2 separate regions of the Homo sapiens genome follow, and region 2 is linked to region 1. Evidence: chromatin loops called from intact Hi-C (ENCODE). Cell type or tissue: mammary epithelial cell. All regions are shown on one strand. Links, peaks and the distances in the headings refer to the core of each region. The heading gives the core; the rest is flanking DNA.

Evidence for each region. A loop is a pair of places that touch in the nucleus more often than their neighbours do. Peaks named below come from ENCODE experiments on the same cell type or tissue, not always from the same donor. Only the 100,000 strongest peaks of a DNase experiment are listed, where the experiment ranks them.
Region 2: it touches region 1 in a loop (21-fold over the local background); 3 of 110 quality-filtered maps call a loop at or near these places.

Annotation. Positions count from the first base shown.
Region 1 is chr2:238,249,139-238,264,231 of GRCh38, reverse strand. It overlaps PER2 (period circadian regulator 2), which reads left to right. Exons shown (of 23, transcript NM_022817.3): 10 at 1,174-1,280; 11 at 1,888-2,041; 12 at 2,395-2,503; 13 at 3,279-3,404; 14 at 4,179-4,263; 15 at 5,588-5,735; 16 at 5,832-5,956; 17 at 7,146-7,310; 18 at 8,321-8,575; 19 at 10,530-11,320; 20 at 12,471-12,633; 21 at 13,489-13,681; 22 at 15,020-15,093. Among named protein-coding and RNA genes, the nearest start is that of HES6, 17 kb to the right of the region's middle. RefSeq lists an enhancer at 1-449. In mammary epithelial cell, for the core only: CTCF peaks have their summits at 4,578 and 7,481 (motif pointing left); a DNase peak (open chromatin) is centred at 7,481.
Region 2 is chr2:238,455,088-238,470,180 of GRCh38, reverse strand. It overlaps LOC107986003 (a long non-coding RNA gene), which reads left to right and starts at 9,318. Exons shown (of 2, transcript XR_001739969.2): 1 at 9,318-15,093. It also overlaps the pseudogene LOC100419686. RefSeq lists an enhancer at 14,855-15,093. In mammary epithelial cell, for the core only: a CTCF peak has its summit at 7,183 (motif pointing right); a DNase peak (open chromatin) is centred at 7,200.

The DNA of each region.
Region 1 (15,093 bases), core at 2,483-10,482:
TTCCTTCAGAGATCTGAGAACTGTCTCTAACCCACTCCCATGCCAACTTGGTGTCCAGCTCAGCCCTGTGCAGGGAGGTTGGCAGACAGGTTCACCTGGCATGATGGGCCACAGCCTGCAAGCTCTCCTTGATGAAGCCTTGTGTGTGGCCTGGCTCACAAAGCCCAAGGACAGCCAGGGCTCCCCCTCCTCCTCCCCTCCTTCTTTTCACCCTCCACCCCCTTTCTGCTCCCTCCTCTTCCTCCTCCCCCTCTTTTTCCTTCCTGTTCCCCCACTCCTCTCCTCTTCCTTCCTCTTCTTCCTCCTTCAGCAAGGCCTTGATGGGACGGATGCCAGGAACATTCTGTATATCCTGTCCAAAGGAAAACATGAGGCCTGAAGAGAGAGCCTCAGACAAGAAGGAGGAAATCAAAGAATAACGCCAGGCCCTTGAGAAAGTTCTGCACCATGGTCTAAAGATTCACAGGGAAAATCCTTCTACACAAGCAGCAGAGTTTGAGGAAACATTGGTTTGGATGCAACAAGTGTTAAGAGGCAGATCGGGAGAAGAAATGGTCGGTGGAGCCGGCAGAGGGCGCTGGACACAAACAGAAGCAGAAGGTGCTGCTGAAGTTCAGCTCCGTCCTGCAATGGAGCAAAGCCACAGCTCTGGGAGGAGGCATGAGCTCAAAGGGCAGAGGCCCAGCCAGCCACCGAGACTCCAAAGAAGCCACAGTAAACCAACTGGATGCTGAGGCCAAAGTCACACGAGACCAGGCTGGAAAAGAAGCACATACAAAGGGTTTTCCGAGGCCCAGGCAAAACTTGTTAAGCAAAAATCCATGCCAGGTCACATGTGGCCAAACTAATGAATGACACTGAAAAAGAAAAAGATGCTGGAAGGAAGAAAACAAAAGCATGATCATGACTTATCTCTTGGGAGGTGAAACGCAGAGCTGAAGCACTCAGGCCCCAGCAGAGGGAGCCTCCTTCAGCGTCCTGGACAGTGAACCTTCGTTTGCTATTGATTAAAAGTCTAGCTGGTTCTGTTAGTCCAACTTTTGATCTCCGGGGGTGGGGGAGGGGGTGGGGTTTGGAGTGTATCTTCTCTTTCCAGGGAATAAGATGGTTCTTAGTGACAATCTCCTCATCTGTTTGGATGCCAATCCTAGCGTGTGTCTGCTTGCCTTCCAGGGCGGTCCCTCTCCTGGGCTACCTACCTCAGGACCTGATTGAAACCCCAGTGCTCGTGCAGCTCCACCCTAGTGACAGGCCCTTGATGCTGGCCATCCACAAAAAGAGTAGGTCCCCTTTTCATGGTACATCCTGAAGTGTTTGGCGGAAGTTCCTGTGTCCTTGGGGCTGCTTCTTGGGACCAGTCTAGCTCTGACAGGTCAGATCAGCTAAGGACAAGCAGGTGGTAGACGCCCGCCTCGCCGCCTCCCTCCTGGCACTGCAGTGCCCAGTGGAGTCGAGAGAGAGGGGTAAACTCATGTGAGTTCCTTTGTGGCCAGTTGTTTCTCAGTCCGTGGCCTGAGTCCGTAGCATCTTATGTTTACTGTTGGCTTCAGTGGCGCATGGGAGGAGGGGAGACCAGTTCATCTGTGGCTAGGAAGGTTCTCACCAGGCCAGGGGAGTGCACAGTGCATGTCCTCACCAAGCCCAGCCCTCATAGATGCAAGTGACACTAGCAGAGGTGAAACATGGGATGAAACAGCTCCTGCTGGAAACAGCCTCCTGGTAATCTACAGCAAAAACAGGAGGTTGAAAGCAGTGGCTTTGAAGAAGTGTTCATACCCCTACAGTTTGCAAATGATCCTGGGCCTGAGTGACTCTTGACTTGTCTCTCTCTACTATAAATCCTGTTTGCTCCCCTTTTCCCCTGAATGCTGGCTTTTGCTCTCCTAGTCCTGCAGTCAGGCGGGCAGCCTTTCGACTATTCTCCCATTCGGTTTCGCGCCCGGAACGGAGAGTACATCACGTTGGACACCAGCTGGTCCAGCTTCATCAACCCATGGAGCAGGAAAATCTCCTTCATCATTGGGAGGCACAAAGTCAGGGTGTGAGTGCTCCAAGGGCCCGAGGTGGCTCAGGGGTCTTGGGCGGGGGTCTCGGGCTGTCCTCACCTCCCAGCAACAGATGGCATAGGGAGGGGCTGAGAGGCCAAGACCGAAACCTTGCTTCCTGCCACCAATCTGGAGCCCCAGACTGCTAGGCAGGGGTGACCTGTCCTCTGCCCCCAAGTGGGAGGGACCTCATTCAAGCAGAGTAGGGAGTGGACAGGCAGCAGCCTGGGGGGCTGCAGGGGAGAGGCAGAGGGCCCACCCAGGCAGGCAGCATGTAGTGGCTATACAGTCACGCCAGAGAGGTCCTCCTGTGGGGCCCCATCTAACAAGATGAATTAAAACCACGCAGGGGCCCTTTGAATGAGGACGTGTTTGCAGCCCACCCCTGCACAGAGGAGAAGGCCCTGCACCCCAGCATTCAGGAGCTCACAGAGCAGATCCACCGGCTCCTGCTGCAGGTGGGTGTGGTGCCTGCATGTCCTCCTCCCAGGTAGCAGCCTGAGAGCCCCCTGCAGAGGACATAGGCTCTGAACCCTGGTCCTGGCACACCCACTCAGACAGCTTCATCTGTCATTCTCTGAACATCCCCCAGGGGACAGTTTGGGCATAGACTGTGCTAGTCCGAGACAGTCCATAGTACCCTTGGCTCTCTCCAGCCTTGCATTCGACCTTGTCTGAACTGCAGCCCTGAGTGAGTAGCTGAAGGACGTGTGCAGACCCCGTGCTCTGACACAGGCTGCATAGTTCCAGAGTGACCTCTCAGTGGTGCGGGGGCTCATTCTAATCCAGAGCAGTGGGACTTAAGGGAGGGACATTGTACTCAAGGTCCCTAAAAAAAATCAGGCCCACTGCAGTCAACCCCACACCTGAGTAGGCGCCTGCCTGTCAGTTCCCGGAGACTGTGGAGTGAAGCTGTCATCGCATCTTGTTTGTTTTAAACCCATCCACAGAGGCGTGGCTGGCTGCAGCCATGCGTTGATGAGCGGGTTGGACACATTCCTTTGGTGCCGTCTCCTCGGTGACTGCATGTCTGGGTCGGGGCACCGCGGCTGGAGGCCAGGAGTCTACCTCTGGAGCTGACCCTGGGGTTCAAACCTCAGCTCCCCTGGTCTCTGCCATGTAGCCTTAGGCGGGTCGCCATCCTCTCTGCGAAACAGGGTGTGTTGGCAGGGGGCCACATGCATAGCTCAGCAGCCCTGGCTGTGTCTGTAGCGCTGTCTGCTGTCTCCCCAGCCCGTCCCCCACAGCGGCTCCAGTGGCTACGGGAGTCTGGGCAGCAACGGGTCCCACGAGCACCTTATGAGCCAGACCTCCTCCAGCGACAGCAACGGCCATGAGGACTCACGCCGGAGGAGAGCCGTACGTCTCCTTCCATTCTCCCTGAGAAAATGAGTTTGTGGATGTCCCTCCAGAGTTAAAAAGCACACTCAAGACAACCTTTGGCAGTTAGGAGGGGCTTCCTGATTGCAGCTGTTGCTGCTTCCTTTCTAAACTTTGTCCACTTGGGACTTTTTAATCTCTTAAGAGTTGAAAGAGCTAGAAACCATAGCTAAGTGTTGGTTGAAAATTATTTAAAACAGACAAAACAAGCAAAAGTGAAGATTTAACTAGGATAGAAAGAAGAAAATGTGGGCTGGGTGCGGTGATTCACACCTGTAATCCCAGCACTTTGGAAGGCCGAGGCAGGCGGATCACCTAAGGTCAGGAGTTCAAGAACAGCCTGGGCAAGGTGGTGAAACCCCGTCTCTACTAAAAATACAAAAATTGCCTTGCATGGTGGCGCGCCCCTGTAATCCCAGCTACTCGGGAGGCTGAGGCAGGAGAATGGCTTGAACCCGGGAGGCAGAGGTTGCAGAGAGACAAGATTGCGCCACTGCACTCCAGCCTGGGTGACAGAGCAAGACTCTGTCTTAAAAAAAAAAAAAAATGTAATGTGCCGTTTTGCTTTATTTTTTATTATTCTTTAGGATCATCAAATAGGTTTTATCTAGCTCTACACCTGTCAGATTTCTCATCCACAGTTTCCTTCTGTGTTGCTGAAATTATTTCAGCCATCCTCTGTTCTCACTTTGCCGGACAGACTGAAGGAGGTCTCCTAGAATGAATAATGTGTTCATTTTGTTTTTCTTCAAGGAAATTTGTAAAAATGGTAACAAGACCAAAAATAGAAGTCATTATTCTCATGAATCTGGAGAACAAAAGAAAAAATCCGTTACAGGTAAAAAAAAAAATATTCAACATTTCCTTACTGAAACTAGAGTATGGCCACATGAGAAGAGGGAACCTGGGTTAAATGCTGACTCTGGCTGGCAGGGAGTCTACCTTGTAGCCGTGTCACACCCCCTTCTGCGTTCAGCACAGTCTGCAGCTTCCAAGAGGCGAGAGCAGCCCAGTCCTGCACTCAGCCAGTGCAGGCACTGATGTCCACACTGGGCACCTGATGCCCTGCAGGCCTGGCGGGGTGTGGCTAGGTGTGCAGGCCTGGGGAGCTGTGACCAGTGTGCCTTCCTGCACCCTGGCCTGCCAGCAGGGTGTGCCTGGGAGCCACGGCCTGGGCCGCTTGTTCTTGCTGTACAGAGTAGCTGTATGGCTGTGTGTTTACACTTGCAAACCCTTCACTCACACACACACACAACTGCCGACGGTTTGCCCAGCATCCACATACACTCAAACCAAACCTGTCTGAAGTGGGGAGTACCACCCAGGGGCTGCCGACCCACCCCCACTGCAGCAGCCCTTTCCTACCACAGCGCCACACTTCCCAGGCAGCTTCACAGTGTCATGCGCGGGTTCAGATTCATGCTGCTCCTCTGTCCCGCATGTATTTCTCACACAGCATGCACACAGACACGTGTGCACACATGCATGCATCCCAGTCCCCTCCCCCTGGTGGGCCCTTGCTCATTCTCTGTGCTCAGGCCGAAGCCTCCCGTGGGGAACACTCTGGCCAGACACCGCTAGGACTTTTGGCCTTGGGGATGTGTTGGTGGACATGCTGCCTGCTGGACTCTGTGCTGGGTGTTGGGGACACGCTAATGAGCTGGACACAGCTCTTTGCTTGAGGGTCCCTAGGGGACAGGCATGTGATGAATGTCGTTGGGGCAAGAGTCGAATCTGCAGCACAGTGAGCAGGCAGTTGTCATCATAATTGTTACTAGCAGGGATCACCTTGAAAACACTGGCCTGGCCCAGGAGGAGCATAAAGTACGTGGGCTCTCATTGGCCCTGAAAGTTTAAGAGTTCAAGTGAGAACTGCTGTCTCCCACTGCTGAGTCCCTGACCCCTGGGGACAGCCTAGACCCCAGAGAGAAGCAGACACCAGGCTGGGCAGCAGCTCCCCCCCCAGGTCTCTCTGTGGACGGCACTGTGGTGCTCGTGCCCACAGGGCTGCCAGATGCCAGGCTGTCCCCAGGCTTCCATACTCATGAAGCAGATTCTGAGTCCCCAGCCCTGTCTTCAGGTAGAACGAAAATGCTTTGTAAATACACAGCGTTTTCTGTGGGAGAAAAATGAATGAAAGAACAATTTTGCCATTCCTTCAGAAATGCAAACTAATCCCCCAGCTGAGAAGAAAGCTGTCCCTGCCATGGAAAAGGACAGCCTGGGGGTCAGCTTCCCCGAGGAGTTGGCCTGCAAGAACCAGCCCACCTGCTCCTACCAGCAGATCAGCTGCTTGGACAGCGTCATCAGGTATGCCGGCATTTCCAGCCGAGTCTCCACCATCTCACACACCTTCCCTCCTCTCATGTTGTGTGGCCTCACCAGTGGTTCATGCCTTTCACACAGGTACTTGGAGAGCTGCAATGAGGCTGCCACCCTGAAGAGGAAATGCGAGTTCCCAGCAAACGTCCCAGCGCTAAGGTCCAGTGATAAGCGGAAGGCCACAGTCAGCCCAGGGCCACACGCTGGAGGTATCTAATCTGTGTAGAGCCATGTACATGTGAAATAATGTAAATCCTCTGGAGTAGAGTCAGACGTCCCCATGGCTTCTGTGGACACAGTGTAAGGGTGTAGGCTGTTTTTCAAATGATGAAAGTAGTTCAAAAGTCAGCACCCTTCTTAGGAACTAGAGGCAAAGATGGTTCTGTCAGAGCCTTGGCTTTGAGAACAGGAAGCCAGTGGGGCTACTGGAGGCCTGGGGCCGTCCCCTGACCCCCCTCATGCAGACACACTGCAGGGACATCTCCTGGTCCCCTTCATGCGGCCACACTGAGGGGCCGTCTGCTGACCCCCTCATGCAGCCACACTGGTCTCAAGTTGTCAGTCTAGGGCAGGCCCTCTTTCCAGTGTGTCTCAGAGGGGCCCTTGGCCTGAATGTTAACATGGCCCATAAATCACATTAAATCCCAGGCTGCTTAACACAACGCTGTCAGTGTTGCTGATGTTCACCACCAGGATTAGAAATGGTACCCCGGCTGGGCGCGGTGGCTCACGCCTGTAATCCCAGCACTTTGGGAGGCCGAGGTGGGTGGATCACTTGAGGTCAGGAGTTCAAGACCAGCCTGGCCAACATGGTGAAACCCCATCTCTACTAAAAATACAAAAATTAGCCAGGCATCATGGTGCATGCCTGTAATCCCAGCTACTTGGGAGGCTGAGGCAGGAGAATGGCTTGTACCTGGCAGGCGGAGGTTGCAGTGAGCCAAGATTGCATCACTGCACTCCAGCCTGGGTGACAGAGCGAGACTCCATCTCAAAAAAGAAAAAAGAAAGAAACAGGGTATCCCGGATTATGGTTGGCTCCTGACTGTCGGAAAGCCCCTCCCCACAGGCCTGCAGAAGGGCTGCCTGGCTGCAGGCAAGAGCCCCTCACCAAGTGTGCCCTGCAGCTGCCAAGCTGCTGCGCCTCCCTGCAGAGGCCTCAGGATTTAAGTGTGTAACTGCTCCCATTTCAGAACTTTCTCTTTTCCACTATTCTTCTATGAATAAACATTGGGGACAAATCACCCCATGCCTGGGCCAGAGCATCTGTGGGATGGGATGGGATGGGTTGTGTGCACCCTGGTGTGGAAGCTGTATGGGCACTTGGGTGTCGGTTTCTCATCTGCACAGTGCATTGTAATGACACACTAATGTTTGTTCCCCCTTCCTCTCATGAAGAGGCAGAGCCGCCCTCCAGGGTGAACAGCCGCACGGGAGTAGGTACGCACCTGACCTCGCTGGCACTGCCGGGCAAGGCAGAGAGTGTGGCGTCGCTCACCAGCCAGTGCAGCTACAGCAGCACCATCGTCCATGTGGGAGACAAGAAGCCGCAGCCGGAGTTAGGTATGACTATGGGCTCTTGGATCAGAGAGCAGTTTGATTTTTAACCATGAAAACAAGAAGTTTGCCATCTTAAATTTTTCTAAGTGCAGAAGAACTCCACCATAGCCCGATAGGGGGCGTTTCAGGAAATCCAGTTACGTAAAATGCAGGGTGGAGTGCGGCCAGCCAGGGCCCAGGCAGCAACCTGTCCAGGTCTCTGCTGCCCTGTGGTGCCCTCCAGTGGCAGTTGTCTGTTCTGGCATCAACGCAGGAGGGTTGATTGTGGTGCAAGATCTTATCCCCTTTAATTGGTGCGGAGAGCACTGGGAGCGAGGCCCCACCTCCCTCTTCCCTGGGCAGGCCTGGGGTTCTTTCCTCTGCCCAGCAGAAGGTGCGACCGTTAGCTCTCCCTGTTTGTGGACAGGAGCCAGTACAGGTGGTAAACAGATTTACAATGAGCGCATTGGTGGCTGAGTGTTCTTGTTCTTTAGAATATTATGATTAAAATGAATCCTGAATTTGTTCTTTACTAAGAAGAGGGAAATGATAAGGAAAAAGTGTATGTCCAAGATCCAGTCCCCAAGCCCTCCCTTTCAGGATGGTCAGTGGCCCTGCCTGTCCCTTGTCCTGTCTGCCCCATGGGCCCATAGGGTCCCATCTATCACCATGCCTGGTCCCAAACCCGGAAAGACTCAGCACGTTGATCCAAGTTTCTGGTGTTCTGAAAGCTAAGGACAGCCGAGGGATATCTTCAGCAGCAGAGCTGAAGCCCAAGGTTCCCCACGTTTCCGTTTGTTCAGCCCCAGGTTCCTGAGCACCTGGCTGTCAGGGCTGTCCTGCTCTGCTTCTTGCCTTTTGCCATGAACTTTCTCAGAAAGCTAAATGAAAACGCTGTGAGTCTCATCCTCATGCCACAGGCATCATGAAATTACTTTATACGTGAATGATTTGTCTTGTTCGTGAATATAGTGTGGCCTTAAAATAATAAACAGGGCACGTGTGGACCAGAGCCCTGGGTTCTTGTGTTACAGAGATGGTGGAAGATGCTGCGAGTGGGCCAGAATCCCTGGACTGCCTGGCGGGCCCTGCCCTGGCCTGTGGTCTCAGCCAAGAGAAGGAGCCCTTCAAGAAGCTGGGCCTCACCAAGGAGGTACTCGCTGCACACACACAGAAGGAGGAGCAGAGCTTCCTGCAGAAGTTCAAAGAAATAAGAAAACTCAGCATTTTCCAGTCCCACTGCCATTACTACTTGCAAGAAAGATCCAAGGGGCAGCCAAGTGAACGAAGTAAGTGATACCCGAATTAAAAGTGCGTTTTAAAAAACTTTATTCCTGTTGGTACTGAGTCCAGTGCTGGTTTCAAAATGTGAAATGTGTCCAGTTTCAGAAGCATTAACATATAAGACAGCTGTTGGAACTTCCCTGGCAACGCCATCTGTTTCTGTAGAACTTCCCACCGGGGGGGTGCTCTCGGGATGTCAGCTTGCATTCCCTGGGGAATAGTCCCAGGCTAGTGCCCGAGGTGGGAAGAACCATGGCAGGGCAGTGCTGCCATGTCCACATTTCTTGCCTGAGTAACCATGTGGGCAGGGGCCCCACCTGGACGGGACCTCCAGAGAATCAGCGAATTCAACCTCAAGATAGTGGGCATGTAGTGCTGGGCACATGAGGAAGGAGGGATGTACCATTTCTGGTGCCCTTCTCCCCAGGAGATGCACCCTCCTGACTGGGCCAGCCTCAGGGCTGGGCTTTGGACTCCAGAGTCAGGCAGAGTCCATGGTCATGGTGTGGGAAGCTGCTGTGTAGGCCAGGTGCCACTTGGGGGGTTGAAGGTCAAGGGATGAAGTAAAATAGATGAGCTTCTTCACCCCTTTCCTGGCCCAGAAGTCTGGCTCCTGATCCCCCAGTTCCTTCCCATACCCCCAGACACTTGTTAGAGATGGGGCCTCTTCCCTTCCCCCTGGGACGCTGGCACAGGGATCAGAGCCAGTGAGCCCAGGAAGCCACTCACCACAAGGACCCAGCTCCCCCGGGTCTCTGGGCAGACGCACCAAGGGAAATTTGTAAGAAATTAAGCCCACAGCTTCCTTGAGGATTATGTCTTCTCCACTCTTTCCTTTCTCTCCTTCTTCCCCAGATTCAAGAGTTACTGCCAGCCCATAGAGAACCTCTGTAGAAATTAGAAAAAGGTGTACTCCATGGCCATGAGCAGACCCACCCCATGGGACCAGCCTAGTGCAGAGTTCCCGCTCTTGCTTGCCCCCTAGACAACTCTGTAGCCTTATGCAGTGCACAGACTACAGAGCTGCCTAGGGCAGCCCTGCCAGACCCAGACATGACATCCCAGGAGCCCAGTGCTTTAGCCACTGTTCCCACCAGGGGACAGATTTCTTGTGAGAAGAACACCAGATAGAGAGGCTGAATTGCAAAACCTCCATTTACATAGGAGTTTGCCTTGGACTAGCCCATTTCCCTTCAGCACATCCCAAAGGCATGGGACTGCCTTGGCACAGCTGACAGATGTCCCAGACACCTGCTGCAAGAGCCCCAAGTCACTCCGCGTGATGTGAGAGGAAAACCAAAGTTCCCTGGATCCCCCTCCCACTCCCCAGGGAGGCCATGGGGACATACCCAGAGTCCCTCCTTTACCAATTGAGTCCCTCCATCTTCCTGAAGAATGCCTTACTCAGCAGCACTCGTTATTGCAGAGGAAGAATTTGGTTGCAAGGCAATGCTCCCCTCTGATCTTGCTCAGGCTGTTTGACAGGTGAAAGAGGAAACATCCCTCTTTAAGGAACAGTAGTGACAGTGCTTATAAATTGAAAAATAGAGGAGGTCAGTGGCTCTCCCGTTCAGATTTCACTAACCAATTTTTCCCCCAAATACTGGGGAACAGCAGAGACATGACAGCTTTTTAGTGTATTTATTTAACAAATAGAACTTTGTATTACCACTTATCATATTAGCATTTCATAAAAGAAAGGACATTTAATACCAGAAGAAAATAAGGAATGTGTCCTGCAATTAAGAGCTTGTAATTTAAGTTGATTCAATTTAGTTTTATGGAAAAACCTGATGTTTTGCCCTGATTTTTCTCACTTCACTGAGGATCAGGGAAAACCGCTCGGTGGACCAGGCAGGCCCTGGGCCAGCATTTGGAAACCCAGGACTGTTGAACGAAGAGGTGTCTTCAAATTTGGAGTTAAAATTTTAACTCCGAGTATTTGTTTTTCTGCATTAGCTGCCCCTGGACTAAGAAATACTTCCGGAATAGATTCACCTTGGAAAAAAACAGGAAAGAACAGAAAATTGAAGTCCAAGCGGGTCAAACCTCGAGACTCATCTGAGAGCACCGGATCTGGGGGGCCCGTGTCCGCCCGGCCCCCGCTGGTGGGCTTGAACGCCACAGCCTGGTCACCCTCAGACACGTCCCAGTCCAGCTGCCCAGCCGTGCCCTTTCCCGCCCCAGTGCCAGCAGCTTATTCACTGCCCGTGTTTCCAGCGCCAGGGACTGTGGCAGCACCCCCGGCACCTCCCCACGCCAGCTTCACAGTGCCTGCTGTGCCCGTGGACCTCCAGCACCAGTTTGCAGTCCAGCCCCCACCTTTCCCTGCCCCTTTGGCGCCTGTCATGGCATTCATGCTACCCAGTTATTCCTTCCCCTCGGGGACCCCAAACCTGCCCCAGGCCTTCTTCCCCAGCCAGCCTCAGTTTCCGAGCCACCCCACACTCACATCCGAGATGGCCTCTGCCTCACAGCCTGAGTTCCCCAGCCGGACCTCGATCCCCAGACAGCCATGTGCTTGTCCAGCCACCCGGGCCACCCCACCATCGGCCATGGGTAGGGCCTCCCCACCGCTCTTTCAGTCCCGCAGCAGCTCGCCCCTGCAGCTCAACCTGCTGCAGCTGGAGGAAGCCCCTGAGGGTGGCACTGGAGCCATGGGGACCACAGGGGCCACAGAGACAGCAGCTGTAGGGGCGGACTGCAAACCTGGCACTTCTCGGGACCAGCAGCCGAAGGCGCCTCTGACCGTAAGGATTTTCTGATGCTCTTTCCCCAAAGCAGGCAGCAAACAGCACACCTGGCAGGCCGGCCGCACATCCTCAGTTCAGACATGGGGGTTACACGATTGAGGTTTCCACCAAACCCTGTAGGTTTTGCCATGAATGTGTGTGCCAGAAATTCATGCTTCCCACTTAATCCTATCAGAGTAGATTATTCGAAGCCTTTTATTGTCGTGGAATCTGAATGAAGGAGGAGAGATTGTGATACAGACTCCAGAAAGCAGCATGTGACTTGACAGTATTTGTGGGCTTCGACTTTTTAAATGACGCTTCAGAGATAAAGCACAGTCAGGTTAAATACCAGAGCTAGGGCTCCTCAGGGTGTGGCGCCGGAGCCTGGCTCAGGTGGCCCCGGTGAAGGCGGAGAAGGAGGGGGACACAGCCCTAAAACCAGCGTGACCTCAGTTTCCATCCTCCGCAGGCGTAGGGACACTGTGTGAGATTCTTAACCAGTTAATGAAACGGTAGTTGTATTTGCAGTTAAACGCTTGTGTTTCTGAACGAGCTCAAGTGTGTGGGAACGCCAGCAGCAGTGCAGTCCGTAGGCCTCAGGCGATTCCCTGCCTTGGCCAGAGGACCTAGGGCTCCCGGGTGAGGAAGTGCAAGCATGTAGATCTGTGGAGCTTCTCCCAGTCCTCCTGCCACCTCCGGGCTCCTGCTTCTGGAGTCCTGGGCCTGCAGTCTGGGTTTCCAAGGAGAGGAGGGTCAGGGATGCTCCCCAGGCCAGGCCCCGCCCTCAATCCCAAGGCAGCCCCCACACCGGGTGCTGTGAGAGGCGTTTTCCCCATCCATGTCTGCTGCATGTGAGGAGGGGGCTGTGGCCAAGGAGCAGCCTGAGGCTTTCCCCCCTGGAGCCCAGGTATTGCCGTCTTCCATGTGACTCTCCGAAAATTAAATGTAACTAGACGGCATCCATAGAGCATCAGTGGAATTTGCACCGTAGGCCTGGTGGTGATGCGTGGTCTGCTCGTTAGGCCGTCCCTGGCCGTGAACCTTGCAGCCGCTCCACAGCACCCCTCCACCCTCACCCCACTCATGCCCCCCACCCCCACCCCGCTGCATATGCTGTGTCCTGACTGAGCCCCTGAACAGCAGTATCTGCTTCCTGTCCCTAAAGCGTGATGAACCCTCAGACACACAGAACAGTGACGCCCTTTCCACGTCAAGCGGCCTCCTAAACCTCCTGCTGAATGAGGACCTCTGCTCAGCCTCGGGCTCTGCTGCTTCGGAGTCTCTGGGCTCCGGCTCACTGGGCTGCGACGCCTCCCCGAGTGGGGCAGGTATGTTGGCCCTGGCGGGGTGTTAGGCACTTGGGAGGTTCCTGCAGGATGCACTGCTCCAGAGTCACAGGCCGGCCTCTGTGCTCAGAACAGGGATCACCGGCACTCCCCAAGCAGCTGTCAGAGCCCATGCAGACACCCACACAGACACACTCTCCCTGTTCAGCATGGCTGGCCCTAGCTAGTCAGAATTCCACATCCTCCCTGTTTGCTTCTGATTTCAGTGCCTACAGGCCTCACACCCTGGCTCCTTGTGGGACCAGCCCTCTGACTCCCCAGATAGTGGTTTGCCTTCCTGCTTTAGTTCCACTTGTGTGAACTGAGGGTATGGAGCACCTGCAAGCCTCTACCCGCTGGGATCTTTCACATGTGATCTGGAATCTCAGGCACCAGAAATGTACACACTCTCCACAAAATTGAAGCTCCCCTACTTCTCTGGAGTGAGCTTTCACCTCGCCTCCCTTCGCAGGCGTGCTGCACAGGTGAGGCTGGCTAGGGAGCGCTCCAGGCCAGCTGCCTCCCCTTGTGGGAAACTGCAGTGCCCTGTGGTCCACATGAGTGGAGATGGTGAGAGCTTGGGAGAGAAGGTCAAGGCTTCTAACACGCAGCTCCACCTGAGCTGCTCAGGGCTTCACAGGAAAGAATCGCCTGCATGGCACTAGCAGAGATCCTGTTTCCTAATTACCCAGAGCATTCAAGAAGTGGGAGAGAAGGGGAACATGCACCGGCATAGATACCCAATACCTAAGAAGGCACTGGGCTCTCTCAAATCATTCTGACTTTGAGGAAGCACATTATGCAAGGTTTAATTTCATATGTCAATGTTTTGACGCACCACGTTTTTTGTTTTTAAAGGCAGTAGTGACACAAGTCATACCAGCAAATATTTTGGAAGCATTGACTCCTCAGAGAATAATCACAAAGCAAAAATGAACACTGGTATGGAAGAAAGTGAGCATTTCATTAAGTGCGTCCTGCAGGATCCCATCTGGCTGCTGATGGCAGATGCGGACAGCAGCGTCATGATGACGTACCAGCTGCCTTCCCGGTAACCACCCAGCGTTTTCCTAGGCACCTGGGGAGGGATGGGGTTCAGGAGCTCCCAGAAACAACAAGGTCAAGGTCATTCAGATGGGGCGGGACGCCCCTCTGAAAGACTTAGATTTAGCTGAGTGCAGCAGAGAAGCAGGCTTCCCTCTGGACAATTCTGCCAGGCTAGTACAGGGTGGCCCTGGCCCTGCAGTGTGGCCAGGATAAGCCGGGGCCATGTGGATTCACACCCTACAGCCTTCGAGGAAGACAGGCTCCTGGTGCCTCCTTCACAGTGCCATGCTCAATTTTCACAAAGCATTGGTGCCAGCATCTCTTGCTTTGTTGCCCAGTAACCCTGTGAGGTAAATGGGGTGTATCTGGCTGTCTGACTTAGACTTGAAGGAACCAAGTGTCAAGGTAGGTGACCAGCCCAGGGAGCGGGCTGCTCTGCAGTGACCCGGGGCTCTGTGTCCACATCAGGCTGCCATAGGGAACTGCATGTGGTCCCTTCCCCTGCGGAGCACCCGCTTGGCATGGGAAGCTGGGAGGAAAGAAAGGAAGGAAAAATGAACCCTGTGTAGGTCTGTTTCCACACTGCTGTAAAGAAATACCTGAGATTGGGTAATTTATAAAGGAAAGAGGTTTAGTTAACTCACAGTCCTGCGGGGCCAGGGAAGCCTCAGGAAACTTACAGTCATGGTGGAAGGGAGGAGAAGCAAGCACCTTCTTCACAAGGCAGCAGGAAAAGAGCACAAGCGAAGGAGGAACTGCCAAATACTTATAAACCCATCAGATCGCGTTACAACTCACTATCACCAGGACAGCGTAGGGGAACCGCCCCCATGATCCAGTCCCCCCTCACCAGGTCCTTCCCTCAACACATGGGTATTACAGTTCCAGATAAGATTTTTGTGGGGACACAGAGCCAAACCATATCAAACCCCTAAGTCCTCTGGTCAGCTAGTGGATATGGGGGCTCCATCTCCAGGGCAGCTGTAGTCCAGCCCAGCACAGGCCAGTGGCAGGGGAATGCCGTCCTGCTGGCAAGAATCTCCCAGATGAACCATGCCTGTGTGGACCTGAGCCCCAGGGGACAAGGTTACACCTGCAGATACGCAGCTCCCAGGCCTATTGTAAAATACAGAAAAATTAAATCTTGACCAGAATCATCATTTTCATAGAAAAACTACGGGTTCTTTACTAGGGAGATTAAGTTACCTTAAATGAAAATTTTTTTAAAGAAAAGGAAATTTGCATTAAACAAAATCATCTAAAACTACATTATTCTGAAAGAATAAAAATAGATACCCTTAAGACATTTGAAAGCTTACCGATTTCTAAATATCTTGCGAAGAAATTTAGAAGCGGTTTTGAAGGAGGACAGAGAGAAGCTGAAGCTCCTACAGAAACTCCAGCCCAGGTTCACGG
Region 2 (15,093 bases), core at 3,158-11,157, 210 kb before region 1:
ATACCCAGGAGTAGTAAAACATCCTTCTTCATCCTTTTGGGTGGCAATAAAAGCTGAGAGGGGAATTTGGACTTCCACTCCTCCTGACACTTTCTTAGGTGACAAAGTGTCAGAGGAAGCTTGAAAAGACAGGAGATTTAAATAAGATCCTGAATACCCAAAATGTCCAGGATACAACTTAAATTCACTTGTCATACCAAGAACCAGGAAAATAATCAACTTGAATGAAAAAAACTAGTAAACAGACACCAATATCAAGATGACACACACACGGGAATTACATGATGAGGGTTTTTTTATTTGTTAATTTTATTTATTTATTTATTTATTTATTAAGACAGAGTCTCGCTCTGTCGCCAGGCTGGAGTGCAGTGGCACAATCTCGGCTCACTGCAACCTCTGCCTCCCGGGTTCAAGCGATTCTCCTGCCTCCGCCTCCTGAGTAGCTAGGACTACAGGCGCCCACCACCACCACACCCAGCTAATTTTTTTTTTTTTTGTATTTTTAGAAGAGACAGGGTTTCACTGTGTTAGCCAGGATGGTGTCCATCTCCTGACTTCATCATCTGCCTGCCTCAGTCTCCCTACATGTTGGGATTACAGGCATGAGCCACTGTGCCCAGCCAATTAATTTTATTTTTTAATTGACAAATAATAATTGCACATATTCATGGGGTACATAGTGATGTTTCAATACATATAATGTGATCAGATTCAAGTAAATAACATACCCATCAAATGTTTATCATTTTTCTGTGTTAATAATATTCAATATCTTGATGAAGATTTTAAAGCAGCCATCATAAAAATGCTTCAACAAGGAATTGGAAACATACTGGACACAAATTTTTTTTAAACAGAAAGCCTTGGCAAAGAAATAGAAATATGAAAAAGAAACAAATGGAAATATTAGAACTTAAGAATACAATAACCAAAACAAAGACAAAAACTCACTGAATAGTTTCCACAACAGAATGGGGAAGACAGAGGAAGGAATCCGTGAACTGAAAGAGAGAACAATACAATCTAAACAACAGAGAAAAAAAATACAGACTGAAAAACAAATGAACAGCACCTCAGGGACCTGTGGGATTATAACAAAAGATGTAACATTTATGTCATGAGAGTCCTGGGAAAAGAAGAGAAAAAGGGAGGGACTGAAAAAGTACTCAAAGAAATAATGGCTGAAATTTCTCAAATTTGGCAAAAAAACACAAACTTATAGATACAAGAAGCTGAGCAAATGGTAAACAGGATAACCTCAAAGACATTCACATCAAAGATACATCATAATGAAACTCCTGAGAACTACGAACAAAGAAAAATCTTGAAAGAAATAGGAGATAATCGGCTGGGCACGGTGGCTCATGCCTGTAATCCCAGCATTTTGGGAGGCCAAGGCGGGTGGATCACCTGAGGTCGGGAGTTTGAGACCAGCCTGACCAACATGGAGCAACTCCGTCTCTACTAAAAATACAAAATTACCCAGGCATGGTGGCGCATGCCTGTAATCCCAGCTACTTGGGAGGCTGAGGCAGGAGAATCACTTGAGGTGGAGGTTGCGGTGAGCCAAGATCGTGTCATTGCACTCCAGCCTGGGCAACAAGAGCAAAACTCCATCTCAAAAAAAAAAAAAAAAACAAACAGAGAGATAATCAACACCTTACCTATGTGAAAGAAGCAATTCAAATGACAGCAGATTGCTCATGAGAAACCATGGAAGCCAGAAGGAAACGGCAGAAAATTTTTCAAATTCTGAAAGAAAAGAACTGTCAATGAAGATATCCTTCAGAAATGAAGGGGGTGATCAAGACCCTCTTGGATTCAAAAAAAACTAAGAAAATTTGGCACCACAAGACCTATCCTCAAAGAATGCTTAAGGAAGCTCTTGAAATGGAAAGGAAATGATAAAAGAGGGAATCTTGAAACATCAGGAATGAAAACAGAACAATAAGAAGGGTAAAAAAAAATGGGTAAATACAAGAAATTAGGCTTTAGGAAAACATTTTACAAAACATGTATGTTTTTTCAGGCCCTTGCAATGGTTACTATCAACAGATGTATGGACAATGAGTACTTGGGAAATCACTAATTCTTTTTAGGTTGTTTGAAAAAGCTAATTTAGAAGGGGTTTATTTAGGTTTTGTAAAGAAAAAATGTCTTTCTGATTACTTTGTTTGCTTTTCAAAATATCATCATCCCTATTTATGAGTCAGATTTTCCACAGAGAGCATTACATACTCATAAAAACTTGAATTTTATTCCTGAGCTTATTCCAAATACAGTTTCCAGATTTAGCAAATAAAAAATACAGGAGGACCAGTTAAATTTAAATATTGCATGGGACATAATTATAATAAAACGTATGATTTATCTGAAAGTCAAATGTAAGTGGGCATCATTTAATCCTACAGGATTTCCTATCATCAGTGTTGGAAAATAAATAAAAGTCCATCTTCAGAAATGCCTCATTGCCATGATCCTATGGTTTGAATGTATGTGCCTCCCCACCAAAAATTCATATATTGGAACCTAAGACCCAAAGAGGTGGGGTCTTTAGAAGGTGATTCAGTCATGAGGTCTCCTCCCTCAAGAATGGATTTGTTCCCTTATAAAAGGGCTCCAGGGCTGGGCACAGTGGTTCATGCCTGTAATCTCAGCCAAGGGGCTGGGAGGCTGAGGCAGGAGGATTGCTTGAGCCCAGGAGTTTGAGACCAGCCTTGGCAACATAGTGAGACCCCATATCCACACAAAAAAATTTATTTTTAATTATCCTGGTGTGGAGGTACATGGCTGTAGTACCAGCTCCTCAGGGGGGTAGAGGTGGTGGGGATCACTTCAGCCTGGGAAGTCAAGGCTGCAGTGAGCTGTGACTGCACCACTGCACTCCAGCCTGGGTGACAGCGTGAGACTCTGTCTCCAGAAAACAAAATGGGGGGGCAGCTCCAGCGAGCTAGTTAAGTGCCCTTCCTCCCCCTCTGCCATGTGAGGACACAGAAACGAGGTACCATCGTAGAAGTACCTGGCCCTCACCAGACACTGAACCTGCCAGTGCCTTGATCTTGAACTCCCCAGCCTCCAGGACTATGAAAAATAGCTATGATTTTTAATTATCCAGTCTCAGGGACTGTGTTACAGCAGCAGGAATGGACTAAGACACATAGATTAGGATATTGTGGGGGCTTTTGACACATAGATTAGGATATTGTGGGGGCTTTTTTAAAGTTTTAACTCAGAAGGGTAAAACTTATCTCCTTCTAGTGGTCTTAAGAAGTAGAAGGCTTTAGAGCTACTCGGGCAGAGATCAGCTACGGGTCTCTACACAAGAAGGACCCACCACCCCCCCTCCAGCACACCTCCCTACCCTGGCTGTTGACCTGTACTTGTTCACTGATCACCTCTGCCGCCTCCTCCAGGCATGAAGATGACAAACCTGTACACAGACCCTTCCCCCAAATGTTTGTTGCTAGGCATGTCTAAGATTACAGGCCTCTGGTGAGAGATTGGGGTGGGGTCACCACTCAGCTGGGAGGGGAGGGAAAGGTTTCCTGGCAGAAGCAGCATCTGAAGTGGGGCATCCAAGAGAGAGGAAGGGCCCTGCACAGCTGTGCAATGAGCAGGCCGTGTGGTCAGGGGAAGTGCACAGCTCTCCATGCTGGGGCCAGGAGACAGGGCACAGGGCTGGCTGGCCACAGCAATGGGTTGGGAAGGCGAGGGCCAGTGGATTGGCAACCCTCCTCAGGAAGCTTCTCAAGTCTCTCCCCAAGTCCTCCATCCTGCTGTTACCTGGTTACTGGGACATCAAATGTGGTTTGCACACCTGGAATTCCGATTGGGTTTTACAAGCCGTGAAATGTGAGCTCTCAGCGCAGCACGACCTCTCCCGCCCGGGGCCCCTCGGTCCTCTAGAGCCGCCCTGGAGCCCAGGGCTCACCACAGCTTGGCTCAGAGCCCAACTGTGCCTTCTAACGCAGTGTGGATATCCTGTTTGGGATTTCAAATCCATAAATGCACATTTCCCAAAAACCCCTTCCCAGGGATGCTGGATGGCCAGACTCCCACGTACAAGACCTGCAGGGAAAGCAGCCTGGGAGAGCCACAGGCAGCCCGGGGCGCGCGGATGGCAGGGTCTCTGCAATGGGCTCCCCAGAGGCTATTTTAGTCCACAAAATGAATTCATTTTTGTTGAAAAACATCATTCACTCATTCCTTCACTGACCAGCATTGATAAAGCGCCTACTATAGGAAGGTTCTGAGAGGGACAAGGACGCACAGCAAACGAACAGGCTGCCTCATTCCAAACCCAGGCCGCTTGCTTCTGTAGAAAGCATCCGTTACTCTTCTAATCCACTCTTAGTTCCTCAACGAACAGGCTCCTCTTCAGCTCAGAAGGCATAGGGCACGGCATGAGACAGGCCCTGGGCTTGGTCCTGGCACCGCCAGGGCGGGGGCCCACCACAGCCAGCTGTGTCTCCTCACCTCCCTAAGCCTCAGTGTCCACAGTGAAAGCCGAGACTGAGCTAGACTCCACTGGCTGCTCAGGGTCTGAAGGTCAAAGCCGGAGTCAGCCCTCGCTGTTGCTGCTGTTCTGACATTCACCGACCCTCAGGTTGAAGTCTCAGAAGGGCCATGAGTCCGTTCTTCCCTGGCGCACGTAAGACAGGTAGGGGCTGACTCTGCCTTCTGTTCCTCTCCAGGGTGACTGTGCTTTCACATGGCTGTGATGGAACCAGGAGACATGATATGCAGAAGACTGGTCCCTGGAGAGCAGAGACTGAAAACACTGGAAGAAGGAGGGTGATGATCACTGCATGCCTCCTGCCTCCACAGGCAGAGGTGAAAGAAGAGGAACCTGAAACTGACCATTAGAATATGGGGCCCAGGAGACCCCGGTCAAAAGCACAGCATTCAGAGATCCAACAGTGGGAATACATTGGAACTCAGGTTTCCAACTGATAATCTAATCTTCAGGGGACCCACCTTGTGTATAAAGTTCTCTTTCCTGTAGGAAACAAAGAATAGCTTAAATACCTGAGGCCTTGATTCCGTTAGGCCTGTAACATCTCCTGACTTCCACCAACAGAAGCTGGAGTACCTGGGGGTCACAGAAAGCTTCTTTCCTAATTTTTTTAAATGTACATGAAAGTGAGTCACATAGGAAAAGCCTGCTGGGATTGTCCAGGCCATGCACTGTGTGGAAGAGGCAACTGCATGATAGAAATCCTGCATTTCTGCAATGCCAAGAGACATGGGGTCCACATTTTACCACCTCTGATGCCAGGGTGCGTCACACCAGCGATGGCGGTGTCAACTGTGATTGGCATAGTCAGTGATGTCATTTATCAACACTGGTATCCCGGATGCAGTGAAGCGTGGGCCAGACATGATGCTCCGTGTCTGAGCTGCATTGCGTCGTTTATCCCTCACAACATCCCACAAACGACATCGCATTGGCAGCCCCACTTTGCAAATGAGGAAACAGAAGCTCAGTCAGCTATAAAACGCTCCCAAGGCCCCCCAGCTAGGGCATATTAGCACCATAATCTTAGCCCCGCTGGCTCTGAAGCCTCAAGCTCTAACTAGGATGCCACAGCACCACCCTCATTCAGGGTCCTGGGTGTGGCGGGGAGCGGGAAGAGAGGTGGAGGAGCCATGACAGCCAGTGCTCACTGAGCATCTCTCAAAAGACAGGCATCGTAAGGTGCCTGCCTGCTGGCCCATCCAGCTGTCCTAACAACCCTACCAGGCAAGCACTGTGTTATGCTTCCCATATTGAAATGAAATTAAGAAAACAATCCCATTTACAATAGCACTAAAAGGAATAAAATACTTAGAAATAAATTTAACAAAAAAGAGCAAGACATGCACCCCCAAAACTATAAAACATTACTGAAAGAAATCAAAGAAGACCTAAATAAATTGGAAGATATCTTGGGATAATGAATTATTAGACTTAATATTGTTAAGATGGAAATATTCCCCCTAATACTCAATGGATTCAACACAATTACTATAAAAACCCCAGCTGCCTTTTTTTGAAGAAATTGACAAGCTGATCCTAAAATTCATATGGAAATGTAAGAAACCCAGAATAGCCAAAATGATCTTGAAAAACAACAAACTTGCAGTACTCATACTTCATGATTTCAAAACTTATTACAAAACAACAGTAATCAAGACAGTATTGTATTGCCATAAGGTTAGAAATACATCAATAGAATTGAGAGTCCAAAATAAAACCTTATATTAATGGTCAATTGATTTTCCTTTTTTTTTTTTTTTTTTTTTGAAATGGAGTGTCCCTCTGTCCCCCAGGCTGGAGTGCAGTAGTGCACTCTTGGCTCACTACAACCTCCACCTCCTGGGTTCAAGCAATTCTCCTGCCTCAGCCTCCCGAGTAGCTGGGATTATAGGCACCCATCACCACCCCCAGCTAATTTGTATTTTTAGTAGAGATGGGGTTTCACCATGTTAGCCAGGCTGATCTCAAACTCCTGACCTCAGGTGATCCACCTGGCTTGGCCTCCCAAAGTGCTGGAATTACAGGTGTGAGCCACCACACCCAGCCATGGTCAACTGATTTTTGACAAGGGCACCAAGACAACTCAATAGAGGAAAGAATAGACTATTCAACAAAAATAATTGCTGGGAAAACTGGATATCTACATACAAAAGAATGAAGTTAGGCCCCCTACCTTACACCATATGTACACATTAATTCAGAGTGGATCAAAGACATAAAATGTAACAACTAAGAGACTATAAGACTTGGAAGAAAGCATGGGAGTAAACCTTCATGATCTTGGATCGAGCAATGGATTCTTAGATCTGACATCAAAAGCACAAGTAAAAATGAAAAATAGATAAGTTGGACTTCTTCAAAATTAAATGCCTTTGTGCTTCAAAGAACATCATGAAGAAAGTTAAAAGAAAACCTACAGAATGGGAGAAAATATTTGCAAATCAAATATCTGATAAGAGAATCATATCCAAAATATATAAAGACCTCTTCTAAGTAACAATAAAAAGACAACTCAATTTTAAAACGTGCAAAGGATCTAAACATACATTTCTCAAAGGACATATGTAAACAGCCAAAGAGCACATGAAAAGATGTGTGGTAGTATCACTCACTAGGGAAATGCAAATCAAAACCACAGTGAGATACCAATTCATCCCCACTAGGGGGAGTAAAATCAAAAAGACAGACAATAACAAGTGTTAGCAAGAATGTAGGGCAATCAAAACCCTTGTGCATTGACAGTGGGAATGTAAAATAGTTCAGCCACTGAGAAAACCAGTTCAGCAGTTCCTCAAAAATTAAATATTGAGTTAATATATGACCCAGCAATTCCATTCCCAGGTATATACTGAAGAAAACTGAAAACATGTATCTATATAAAACTTTGTACCCAAATGTTCATAGCAGCCTTATTTGCAATAGCCAAAAAATAGAAACAACCCAAATGTCCATGGACTGATAAATGGATAAACAAAATGTGGTGCATCCACAGAGTAGAATACTATTTGGCCATGAAAAGGAAGGAAATTCTGACACATGCTACAACATAGGCAAACCTTAAAAACATCATGCTAAGTGAAAGAAGCCACTCACAAAAGGCCACATATTATATGGTTCCATTTACATAAGTATAAATGGGATAGATAAATCCATAAACACTGAAAGCAAATTAATTGTAGCCGGGCCCTGGCAGGGACAGAACTGGGGTGTGAGTGCGAATAGATATGAAGTTTTTTGTTGGGGGTGATGGAAATGTTCTGGAATTAGACAGTGGTGATCAGCGCACAACTTTGTGGATACGCTAAAAACTGTTACACTTTAAAGTAGCATACTTTAAAATGGTGAACTTTATGGTGTGTGATTGTATCTCCACAAAGGCATGTAATTCGCTGCCACCAATGGCATGGCCTTGCTCAAGAACTCTGGAGGAGGTCCAGGCATGGTGGCTGACACCTGTAATCCCAGCGCTTTGGGAGGCCAAGGCAGGAAGATCACTTAAGGCCAGGAGTTTGAGACGAGCCTGAACAACATAGTAAGACCCTGTCTCCACCAAAAACAAAAAAATTAAAAATTAGCCAGATGTGGTGGTGAGCAACTACAGTCCTAGCTTTCCGGGAAGCTGAAGCAGGAGGATCGTTTGAGCCCAGAAGTTCAAGGCTGCAGTGAGCTATGATCGTGCCACTGCATTCCAGCCTGGGTGGCAGAGTAACACCCTGACTCAAAAAAAAAAAAAAAAAACAAAACACCTCTGCGGGTGGGAGGTGCTGTACTGGGTGTCTCGTACTGTGGCTCGGTCTTGTCCAAGACTCCTCAAAATATTTGTGTATCTCCCATACCCCAGGGCAGTACTCACGTAGTGGACATTGATCCTTTTGAGGAATGGCTAGCAAAACCAAGACTGCCTTGATCCCCACAGCTGTCGCTTGTCCACTGACTCAAGTCCCATCACAGTCCTCCCTCCCCCACCAGCCCACCCCTGACAGTGTAACTGGAGCAGTATTTCTAAAATACAGATTGGGCTGCATTACTTCCTTTCTTGAAACCCTCCAGCTGTTCCCCATAACCAGTCCTAGTTAAATGGCCTCATATTAGAATCCACTGGGAGGGTTTCTAAAACTATTGAGGCTCAAGCTCAACTCCCAGAAATTCCGATTTTACGGCTGTGGTCAGCAGGTAAGAGGCTCCCGGGGATGGCCACATCCTAGTTCACAGAAGCTGTGAATATGCTGCTCTAACTGGGGTTGCCGATGGAATTAGTGTGGCTATTCAGTTGCCCTTAAGAGAGGGAGATCATCCTGGATGATCTGGTTGGCCCAGTGTCATCACAGGGTCCTAAAAAGTGTAGGAGGGCAGCAGAGTGGAGCTCAGAGTGATGTGGTGTGGGGAGGACCCCCAGCCAGGACTTTGTTGCTGGCTGTGAAGATGGAGGAGGGGGCTACAAGGCAAAAATGTGGGCAGACTCTAGAAGCTGGAGAAGGCAAAGAAATGGAGTCTCCCTGGCATTTCCAGGAAACACACAGCTCTGCCCACATCTTGATTTTGGCCCAGTGAGGCTCATGTGGGGCTTCTGACCTATAGAACTGTAAGATAACAAATCTGTCTTGTTTTAAGCCACAAAGCTTGTGTCATCTGTTAGTAACAATAGGAAACTAACACACAGTTGATCCAGACAATGCCCAGGCATCGGGAGCTTTTTAACACACCTCAGGCACTGTGCAGCCAGAATTAAGAACCACTGACCAATGGTAATATTCCTCAGCTTTCAGCATTCACAAACACAGACTTCTCATTTTAAATAGACATTTTTAATGATCACCCATTTTAATAAATAAAACGTTTTTTCATTATTGTCAACTACCTCACTTTCATTTCTGAGAGGGATGAAGGGATGACCTTTTTGCACCCTTCACCAAAGCATCTGTGTCTGGTTCAGTGATGGCTAAGTCCAGCTAAAGCACAGGTCTCACTTCCAGGCAGTTTCTTTGCTTATTCTTTTTTATTCCTTTTTTAAACTAAATCAGAAAATTTTAGCCTACAGTTACAGGTTTTCAGAAATGACACCCATCTGTGAGACGTTCTGAACATTTGGATCAAACGTGATGCTAAACCTTTGGAGCTGTCCCTGAGGATGACTTACAGCGTCATCAGACACCACACTGGCCCCCCTCGCAGCCTGGAGACTGGGACAGAGCGGATTGGGGGAATGGCAGCAGATGGATTCCTTGTTCACTCTTTGAAGCATTTCACTCTAGAAAATATTTTCTTCATGTTCTGTAGCTGCATTTGGACATGATTTTTAAAATATGCCAATAACATCAATTTCTCCAACAAAAGGCAGTGGGTTAGAAAGAGCCCTTGTAAGAAATCCTGGTACTAGCCAGGCATGGTGGCTCACACCTGTAATCCCAGCACTTTGGGAGGCTAAGGCAGGTGGATCACTTGAGGCCAGGAGTTTGAGACCAGCCTGGCCAACATGATAAAACCTCATCTCTACTAAAAATACAAAAATTGGCCAGGCATGGTGGCTCACGTCTGTAATCCCAGCTACTCAGGAGACTGAGTATCACTTGAATCCGGGAGGCAGAGGCTGCAGTGAGCTGAGATTGCGCCACTGCACTCCAACCTGGGTGACAGAGACAGACCCTGTCTCAAAAAAAAAAAAAAAATCCCATTACCTGACATCACCACCAATTGTGGTCTCTCGCCTTGAAGCAGAAGGTTCACACCACTCCACGTACTGGATCCATCAATGAGGCACGCCCCAGGAACAAGCCACATGGCTCTAACTGCTTATTTGATTGTTTGACTGAAACTTGAACTCAGAAATGACCTACACTTAACAAGGTTGAGATGCTAGAGCTTTCCCAGCATGGAGGAGGGATTCCAGAGGCGTAGGGAGATGGGACCATTGGACTGGGTTTAACATGTGTGACCCGCACACCTCTCTCTCAACTACACACTGCAAGAAGGCTCCAAAGCACTCTCACTTTCACTTGGGCACTGAGAAATGCCTGGGAGCACCTGCATCCCTGAGAAGCTTTGCAACTGCTCTCTTTGGCAGGCAGGTGCGATGGCAGGGACACTGCCACTGAGCTGGGCTCTCTGATTTCAATGGGGATGATAGGGTTCCAAAGGAGCAGAGGCCAAATGCCAGGACTTGACCAGCAAAGACCAGGCGGCTGCGTCTGCCAAGGGAGGGAGCAGACACACGCTGGGGATCAAAACACCCTGGTCCGCAGGGCTCTTTGCCAGTGGCTAATTGAACATGGTATCCCTAGGAATACAAGAGGACTGACTGACGGAATAAAGCAGAAAACCTTAGGTCTGGGAGCCAAAAATCTGACTTGAGTCACAGCTGTGGATAGCAACAGCCTCTCTCCCAGTTCCCAGACCTAGCTCAATTCACAGGCCAAGATTCTTGAAAGTAAGGCTGGGTCCCCTGAGGAAGAAGCCTGCAACACTGCTTCAAGCACATGACACGCCTCCTCCTCCAGCCTGCAGATCATTCCCCAGTGCTCTGCCGGGATCCAGGAGCACACCTTCCTTGCCAGCTGGCACAGGGCTGATGAGCCTGTCAGTGGGCGGCTCTGGAGGGACACTGGTAAGAGGAAGGGGTTTCTCTTCCTAGTTCCACTGTGCTTTCCTTCCTTCCGACTCCCTTGGCACTCGCGGGTATGTGGGACGCCAGTGGAGTTTACCTCCAGCAGGTTTCAGCAGCACCCAACACGGAGCATCCTGGCTGAGTTCTGCGGCTGTCCCAGGCCTCCCAAAAAGTTCAGCTGCCCCACAGGCAGCCGCCCAGCATTCCCCGGGAGCCCAGCCTGCTCCAGCTTCCCAGCAAGTCCAAAAGCATGCCCTGCAAGCAGCTGTCCCGCAAATTTCTTTGGCATCCCAGCAAGTAATTTCCTGCCCACAGCTTCACCCTACCAAACATGAAGCCCTGGCCCAGGGCAACCCAGTGAACTTCTCCACCCTGGACTAGGCTGCTTTCGATTATTCGCTCCGCCCATGAGAGTGGCTGTGGGACACAGGTCTGGAGGTCCTCAGCATTTCTGTGCACTGTCATCTCACAGAGCAGCTACTGAACATGTGTGAATGCCCGGTTAGAAGGGGCACCTCCCCTAGGTTTGCTGCAGTCTCCCCCACTCCCAACTATTCAGACCTAGTATTCCTGCACTATGACTCCTACGTGGCCCCAGCAAGTCTTACCATCAATGACACCGCCCACCAGCTTCTGCACTTCAGGGCACCTGGCTCCTGGCAGTCCCAGGGAAAAGCTTCCCCACACGGAACTGGAATGTGTGAGACACATCCCTGGATACAAGGGACCAAGCTCAGGATGCCCCAAGACGTGCTGGGACTGTCCTACCAACCACTCTCTCCTCAGGGTGGCCTGGGCCCAGAAACAATCCTGACATCCATCCAGGCCACAGCACTGAGCTGCACACAGAGCCCTTCAGTCATTCCCAGGTCTTACGCAACAAACTTCAGCCAAATGGACTGAGAGCTCTTCCCTGTATCCTATTGCCTCCACACCCCATCCCTACCTCCAATGATGGCAGATCCCAGTTCTGTTCTCAGCCACTCCACATAATAAACAAAAACCCCCAAGTTAAAGGTAGCCTAATGAGGCAGGCAGTTCCCTTAGAAGTTTGAGGTGGAAGCCAGACAAATCCACCCAGAGTCATATGAGGCCAGCAACATCCATGAAAAAATGTAAACCGTCCCTGTGAGCCACAAAAAGACCCTGGCTAAGGTCCCCTTAGCCGAAGCTAGGTCATGTCCACGCCCCATCCATCCAATCAGGGAGAAGGGAATGGGGGCTCAGGCTACGTGGGTTTCCCTCAAGGGACTGGAAAGAGCATAGTGGGGTGGCTCAGGAGTCCCCGGCAGCTGGTAGAGGAGGACAGTGATATGACTCTGGCAAGGGCTCTGGGCAGGCTGGAATATGCCATGTAGCTCCTGCAAGCTTCCCACAGACCCAGCACCATGCATGAGCAGCACCCAATGTGGACATGTGAACAGAAGTTCAACTTCTGGCTAAGGCTATCCCCACAAAGGCTGCTCTCAAGGCCATCCCCACAAAGGCTCTGCTCTCAGATCTCCTCTCTGGCATGCGCTGTTAAGTCAAACAAGGACAGTGCACATTCCCTGCACACCTAAGGTCCTCCTCCAGCCAGAACTTTCTAGTGCAGAGTGAGGTGGGGCCCTTGGCTGAAGGTTTCCTCACACTGGCTGCACTCATAAGGACTGGGTCTCTGGTGAACATTTATTCCAGTGCTGAATGAGGAGGTCTCTGTGGTAGAAGGCCTTCCCCTATATCTGCATTCATGAGGTCTTCCTTGGATGGGATTTTGCCGAGGGTGAGAGGCTGGACCTGCAACTTAAAGCTCTTCCAAACAGGCTGTACTGAATGGCTTTTATGCAGCGCAAGCCTAGGATTTGGCAGGAGGTTCCTTCCATTCATTGCACTCCGAGCAACGCTCTGGGTGATGCACATTCCAGGACTAAATCATCAAGCATTTTGAAAATTCCATTCCATTCCCTCCTGCCAAAACCCCCCAAGTTAAAGGTGGTTAGGGTTAGGGTATGGTTCTCCGTTGAGAATTCTGCTGTGAGATGAATCAGAGCTCCATTCATTTATGTTATTTGCTGCTTTTAGGATCCTCTCTTTGTCCTTGACCTTGAGAGTTTGAGTAGTGTATGCCTTAGGGTAGTCTTATTTGGGTGGAATCTGTTTGGTGTTCTAGACCTTCCTGTGCCTGGATGTTTAACTCCTTCTCAAGCTTTGGGAAGTTCTCTGTTATTATTTCTTTGAATCTGCTTTCTACCCCTTGCCCTTGCTCAGCATCCTGAACACCCATGATTCTCAGATTTGGTCTTTTGAGGTAATTTTCTCTCTTGTAGGTGATCTTCATTCCTTCTCATTCTTTTTTCTCCTCTGTGTATTTTCAAAGAGACAGTCTTCAAGCTCACTGATTCTTTCCTCTGCTTGGTCCATTCTGCTGTTAAGAGCCTCTAATGAGTTCTTCAGTTCAGCAAATGTATTTCTCAGTTCCAAGATTTCTGTTTGATTATTTCCATCTTTGTTAAATTTCTCTGATAAATTTCAGAAGTGATTTTCTGTGTTCTTGGTGATCCCTGAGTCTCTGTAAAACTGCTATTTTGAATTCTTGGTCAGAGAGCTCACAAACTGTCTTCTCGTTAGGGTCACTAGATTTTTGCTTTGTCCTTTTTGAAGAGGTCACAGTTCCCTGTTTGCTGTTGTTTCTTGTGAGTATACATCTGTCCTTGCATTGAAGGATTATTTATTCCAGTTTTCTCTGTCTGGCTTGTTTTGGGTTTTATTGGATATTTTTGCTTAGCAAGTCTTTACCACTAGGTCACTGCCTCCTTTTCAGCTCCACATGGCACGTTAAGCCCAGGCTCACCTCAACTCCAGAACATGATGGGAGCTTTGCCTGTCCTGAACTGGGAAGGTCCCAAAGGAATTATCCCAGCAGTGTGACAAGGCTGGTGAGGGGTTTGTGCCCAAGGGAGCTGGGAAACATACCTCCTCCAGTGGCTGCTGCTGAACAGCCACTCTGATTTGGCATCTCCTGTGGCTGTTACAGAGCAGTCTCTCCAGGGCTGGGGATGGTAGTTCCCCCTCCCCCATTTGTCACTGCCTGTCCCCACAGATTTCCCTCTTCAGGCAGTCATGCTGCTGCCTGTCGGTTAATGCAAGGACAGGTCTCCTGCCAGGGATTCTAGCATGGTGGGAAAGCTGGTTGACCACCTCAGTCTCACCCTTCCCAGTGTAAAAACCGGTGAGTCGGTGATATGGTTTGGCTCTGTGTCCCCAGCCAAATCTCATCTTGAATTATAGTCCCCAGGTGTCGAAGGAGGGACCAGGTGGGAGATGATTGGATCATGGGGTGGTTTCCCCATGCTGTCCTCGTGAGAGTGAGTTCTTATGAGATCTGATGGTTTTATAAGTGTTTGACACTTCCTCCTTCACACACACACTCTCTCCTGCCACCTTGTGAAGAAGGCACCTGCTTCCCCTTCCACCATGATTGTAAGTTTCCCGAGGCCTCCCCAACCATGCAGAACTGTGAGTCAATTAAAGCTCTTTTCTTTACAAATTACCCCGTCTCAAGCAGTTCTTCATAGCAGTGTACTAATACTGTCAGGGAAAGATTCTCCACTCAATTGTTGCTAGGCAGAATCCGGGGAAGGGGCATCATGGGTGCGCAAGTCTGGCTCTCCTACCATCTGCCTGGAGTTTTTTCACTTCTTTGTGGCCCCAGAATCTGTCTCATACTCTTTTTGAGTCCTGGGTTGTTGCTGGTGAAAATCTCACACTGTATATTTATTTTGGTTTTCTGTTGGGGATGTGAAGCCAGCTTGATTCTATACCGCCATTTTAAAGCTGAAAATCCTCCAGGGCTAAATCAGAGCAGACCTTTGGCGGAACACTTTCTGTGCATTTGTAAGGACTTTCTATAGTGTGAACTCCCCGATGCTGAATGAACTTAGCGATATGGCTACAGGTTTTCCAACCTTTACTGCATGAACAAGGCCTTTCT